Regions from separate parts of the Mus musculus genome. Here region 1 is linked to region 2. Evidence: chromatin loops called from intact Hi-C (ENCODE). Cell type or tissue: left cerebral cortex. All regions are shown on one strand. Each heading gives the region's core, and the rest is flanking DNA. Links, peaks and the distances in the headings are about the cores only. Region 1 overlaps Zdhhc13 (zinc finger, DHHC domain containing 13). Region 2 has its middle 1.9 kb from the start of Gm45086.

Region 1 (2,814 bases), core at 134-2,633, 57 kb before region 2:
CTAAGAATACCAGAGAAATAGTTCTGAAGGGGCTGAGCATGGTTTGGAACATGTGGACCTGTGAATGGCTATGGACACCCAGGGCAGATCCAGGAGGCAGCCTGCACAATGGGCCTAGTGTTTTGCAAGTCTTGAGAGTAATCTGCACAGAGGTGGGAAAGCAGTAGATGAGGACCTTCCTCAAGATTATGAAGGCAGAAAGAAGCAGGATCTCCAACAACACAAGCAGTCAAAATTAAGAACAAAGGATTCCCAAATGTAACTAAGAAAGAATGATGGGAAAGCCAGGCTGAAAATCTGGGAAAGGTTTCAGAGAAGCAGGGAACAAAGGAGGGGTCTTGGGACTCAGGGGGTCAAAGACTAAAATATTTCTCTAGGTCGCTAGTGCTTCAGCTTGCTTTGACAATGTTAAAGGAATGAAACCCAGAGCCAACAGGCCATGGGTAGTGGTACTGGGCTCTACAAGCATTTTGGTGCTTTGTGTATAAGTCTCTATAAAGCAAGTTAGGTTTTTGAAATAGCAAGGAGGAAAAGTGCTCTTTGCCTTATTTTCCTCCACTTTTACTCATACATCTGGAAGGAGATAATTTCAAATGGCATCAAGTCTTCAAATTGTTTCCAGTTCTAACTTACTGATGTAAAAATAAATTTAGAATCTATAATATAATCACAAAATAGTTTCAGAACAGAGAAATAACTGTAAATCTTGGATATTTAACAGTCTTCTACACGAACCACACTATTTATTTACTGTGTGAGGTGCTATTCTACCCACGGGAGATAATGAACTGAAAGGCTTTCTTTCATGAAGCTGAAATTCCAGTTGAGAAGACAAGCAGAAATGTTACAGGACATAAAAAGCTGGAACATGTGGAGCTTAGCAGGTGTGCTAGCTAGTTCTAGGTCAACTTGACACAACTTGGTTATTTGGGAAGACTGAACCGAAATTGAGAAAAAGCCCTCACTAAATTGGCAGGTGGGGCATTTTTAGAATGGATGATTGATGTGGGAGGGCCCAGACCACTGTGGGAGGTACCCAACCTAGGCAGGAGGTCCAGTATGTCACAGGAAAGGAAGCTGAGCAGGTAAGGGGGACAAGGGATAAAAGCAGCACTCCCACACGGACTCTGCATCAGTCCCTACCTCCACTTTCCTACCCTGATTTCCTGCCCAGACTTCTTTTGAGGAAGGATTGTGAGGTGTAAGTTACAACAATAAACCTCCCCCACCTCAAGTTGCTTTTGGCTATGGTGTTTTATTACAGCAATAGAAACCCTAACTAAGACAGCAGGCAGCTGTCAGGATTTAGCTTTTACTCAGAAGAATGGGAAGATATCTGGGAATTTGAGGTAAATATGACTTACATTTTCAAGTACTCATCTGTTGTACTAACATGGCATTGGAGATGGGTGTGTGTGTGTGTGTGTGTGTGTGTGTGTGTGTGTGTGTGTCAAATTCTATCTATAAATGCTTTCATTTATATGCCTTTGCAGGAGCAACCAGAACCACAGCACTGTGAATATGGAGTAGACAGAGCAGACATTTGGAGTGCTCCTCTTGAGATGCGAAGATGAGTGAAGGTGGGAAGGAAGAGAACAGGCGTTCTGGTTCTATTTCGCCATCTGCAGGTGCCTACAGGATACTTCCTGATGTGCTATACTGCAGTGTCTACCAGACAGGGATTGGCTGAGTTGAATAGGTGACTGAGTTTAGCAATCTAGATGGTCTATGCTGAAGAGAGAAATCTGGGGGATGGCAAGATGCAGTCGCCTCTTAGGGAACTAACTCATAGGTAGAAAAGAAGGTCTAGGACAGAATCTTGGCATACTGAATTCGAAGAAGTTGGGGAGTCCCCTCCCTACTTTACCACAACTGACAATTAAGTACAGCACTTGTGAATTTTTATGTAAAAATCTTGCAACTGCTAATCAGAATTATTCTGAAAGTATAACTATTAATATTACTTGAAAAGACACTATTGTATTTGAAAACAAAAGCATTAATCAACCAAATATCCATTTTGTCAATGTGAATTATATTCACACAACTGTAGCTTAGTTTTCTTAGCCATTTAGGAGAGAAAGCTAAAGTTCCTAAACTTTTCTTTTCAACTGTTTAGCTCACTTTAAATTTGGAACACTATAGTGAGGAATTGCAAAGTTTTAAAAAATGTGATTTTTCAATAGGAAAATAAATCTACATGAAGACTAATGGGGCGGGACTAACATGGCATTTGTGAAGTGATGAGGTCAGGTTCCAGAGACATAGTGACGTAAGACCAGCTAGGACACCAGCATGGATAAATGGGATGACTGACAGCACAACCATGACAGAAAGGTAGGAAGGAAGAGCTACCTAAGCAGATGAGGAGGCTCAGTCAGAGGCTGGCAGGGCAGAAGGCCAGTTTTGATACCTCACATTGCAAACGTCTATGAGATGCTGAACTGTTCTCAAGTAGGTACCACTCTAACAATCAAACCTATTCTATACTTCAATTCATTCCTTAAGTCAATTTGCAAATATCCACCAGGTAACATATAGTTTAGCGCCATCTACCTGAGAAATTAACGTTGAACAACCAGTGAAATGCCCTATTTCTTACTTTGGGCAGTGTGATGCATAGGAAAGATGCTATGAGCAGATCCTCTGCAGCACAAAGTTTAATCTCTAGCCTTCTCTGCTGCCCTAAAGACAAAGGCTAACAACTTCTTCACACACAATACCTCGCATTTGTGCAGCCATCGCCAAAGCCGAAACTGTTTGTTGGCTCTCATCTTGGCCTCTGTTCTTAGCATGTGACTAATGAGCTGGTTT
Region 2 (2,814 bases), core at 55-2,554:
GCACCTAAGATAATACTGGAGACTGAACTCTGGCCTCCACACAGGGGCAGTGGGCATAAAGTTTGACTGATAGGGAGGGAAGGAGAGAGGGCGGAAGGAAGGAAGAGAGTGAGATAGATAGACAGGCAAAGAGACAGACAGACAGACAGATAAAGAAGGCATAAAGTTGGGTGGGTTGGGGGTGGTAGAGAAGCTGGAAGAAGATGGGGGAGGGGAAATATGATCATAATATATTGTATTAAAAAAAAAAAAGACTGGTTGATGGTGGCGCACGTCTTTACTCCTAGGGCTCCAGAGGCAGAAGCAGTCGGATTTTTGTGAGTTTGAGCTCAGCCTGGTCTACAGAGTGAGTTCCAGGATAATCAGGACTACATAGAGAAAACGTAGATTGAGAAACAAAACAAAAATAAAAACAAAACAAAAACAGAGAAAGAAAGGATTGAAGGAAGGAAGGAAGAAAGGAAGAAGGAAAGAGAAAATTCAAATATGTCTACCCCTGGCAGTTAGTGAGTCTGCCTGAGCCTGAGTCTGGGATAGCCATCACAAATGCATTATCCTTCAGTGACCCCTCTGCCCAGCTTCTGTCTAGTATACCCAGCTTGCTCTCAGTTTCCTGGTTCCTTCCCCAGCTCCCAGCACTGACTTCTGGTCCTCCTTCTTATTTAAGGGACATATTCAGGGACTCCCCAGGTCCTCTTTCAACTACACATTGAACAACGCGGGGGAGGGGCACTGTCAGTACAAGGGTGGGTAGAATGGGGTCTCAAGCTAACCACCCTGGCCACAGGTATGATCACGCTCCATTTAATTGCTGCCCTCTGCGTGCCCACTGGTGGCTGACATTGTGAGCTTAGCTGAGACAGGCAGACACCACACTCAGCTAGAAACTGCCAGCACCAGGGCTTACACAACTGTGTTCGGTGGCTGCCCTTTCTCCATTATGCCACAACTTCCTCTAATTAGAGCCAAGTTAATCACCAACCCACCCTCCCTTTTATTGTGTTAAATAAACTCTGACCAGCCTTTTTCGGTGTTCCAAACTTTAAGTTTACCCAATTGGCTGAAAAGTCTATGGGGTCATTGCCAAGTGCAGTGTTATTTATGATCAAGGAAATATTAATGTATGTTCTGGTAGATCAAAGGTCAGTGGAGACAGAAGTCAACCCAATACCGCAGGGCACAGGGTGCTAAGTACCAGAAGAGATAGGTTCCCTGTGAGTGCAATATCTTTGATAAATAGAAAAACACCTTTTTAAACTCGAAGGGCAAACACAAAAGGCCCCACAAACATGATCATAGGGACACACAGCTGGGCCAACAGAACTTTAAGGTGGATCCACGTGAAAGAAGTCTATTAGCGCCCTCTTGTGGGAAAGTTTAACACTGCAGGGCCACAGAGGCCATCCCTACCCAGCCCTGTTCTAAAGCGTTCAGACACACCCTGCCCCACCTTGGCACCATTACTACCCCTCCCACACCCACCCAGGGGTCGTTAACACTTTCCCTGCCCCACCCTGGCCCTACTAGGCTGGCAGGCCTCACTAGGTGGAGTCACTTTTGAAGGTTTCTGGGAAGAGAGTGACATGGAGGTCCCGGACCGAGGCGCCCTGAGATTCAGAGACACTGTGTGGCAAGCCATCTGTTGAGACAGATGTTGAGGCAGCCGGTCTCCATGGTTTGATTCCAAAGACGAGAGAACTACAAAAGCCGTGACAGCCCCCTCCGATTTGATAGGCTTTCAGCGGTGGGCAGTGCTCATGAAAGGCATGTGTTCTGCCAGAGAAGCAGCAGCAGCAGAGGTGCGGTCTGGGGCTTCCCTCAATCGCAGACGAGCAGGGAGCCTTGGCTTTTATTTTGCTTCCTGGTGTCAGCCCTCCTCTCTGCTCCATCCTAGACTAAGCGTCAACTGTATGTTGAGCAGTTTCAGCTCTGCTTGATCATGGAGATTTGTACCCCTAAACCAGGTTTCAGAGGTTTTGGAGACGCCCAGGAAGAGAACGGGACAGTTAAGACGATCAAGATGACTGTTCAGTTGCTGCAGGGAACCCCTGCGCGCTGCCAAAGCAGGCTACTTAAGGATTACAAGATTTTAGCACCATTGACTGCCATCTAGTGTTCAAATATGGTAGCGTCACATCGCTTTTACAAACCTTGTAAAAAATGTGATTGCCTTTGAGAATCCGAGCTTGCTCTTTGTTCTCACAGTGTTAGGATCCCCAAAAGTAATCAATCGATCGATCAATCAATCAATCAATCAATCAATCAATCAATCACCCAATCACCCAATTCAATTCAATTCTTACTAAAAAGAGACACAGAAACACAAATGGCACATAATCTCATGTGAATTTTACAAAAGCTAATCTTTTAACCACTGAGAGTCAAATGGGGGAAGTAACAAGGAAAGGAAATTATGACCAGTGGGTACTAAGTTACAGTTAGATAAGAGTGAGTGTTGGTGTGCCAGCACACAGTAGGGTGGTTATAGAAAATGGTAATACATTTTCAAAAATCTAAAGGAAAATTTTTTCATAAAGAAATGTTTTAGGAAATAGGTACACTTGTCCGAATTAGAGCACCATGTAAAAGATCTATATATTTGGGTGTTATATGGCATCCTATAAATATGTACAACTTTTATGGCTCAATTAAAATACAATAATAATAATAAGGTTTTTCTTACGCAGCTCTATACATGATGATGAAACTTTTGGTGGAGGTCTTAAATTTAACCTGAAACTTGGCAATGAAATTTGAGGCAGAATAACAGGACTAACCCAGCATCTTTTGTACCTGGTAGTTTGAACTGTATCA

What was found. A loop is a pair of places that touch in the nucleus more often than their neighbours do. Peaks named below come from ENCODE experiments on the same cell type or tissue, not always from the same donor. Only the 100,000 strongest peaks of a DNase experiment are listed, where the experiment ranks them.
Region 1: it touches region 2 in a loop (2.0-fold over the local background); 2 of 42 quality-filtered maps call a loop at or near these places.

What each region holds. Positions count from the first base shown.
Region 1 is chr7:48,805,604-48,808,417 of GRCm38, reverse strand. It overlaps Zdhhc13 (zinc finger, DHHC domain containing 13), which reads right to left. Exons shown (of 17, transcript NM_028031.3): 8 at 2,724-2,814. Among named protein-coding and RNA genes, the nearest start is that of Zdhhc13, 18 kb to the right of the region's middle. In left cerebral cortex, for the core only: CTCF peaks have their summits at 1,659 (motif pointing left) and 2,536; no DNase peak of the experiment used is centred there.
Region 2 is chr7:48,748,671-48,751,484 of GRCm38, reverse strand. No RefSeq gene overlaps it. Among named protein-coding and RNA genes, the nearest start is that of Gm45086, 1.9 kb to the right of the region's middle. RefSeq lists an enhancer at 505-2,484. In left cerebral cortex, for the core only: CTCF peaks have their summits at 1,381 (motif pointing left) and 2,111 (motif pointing left); DNase peaks (open chromatin) are centred at 827, 1,371 and 2,089; H3K4me3 peaks cover 690 bases.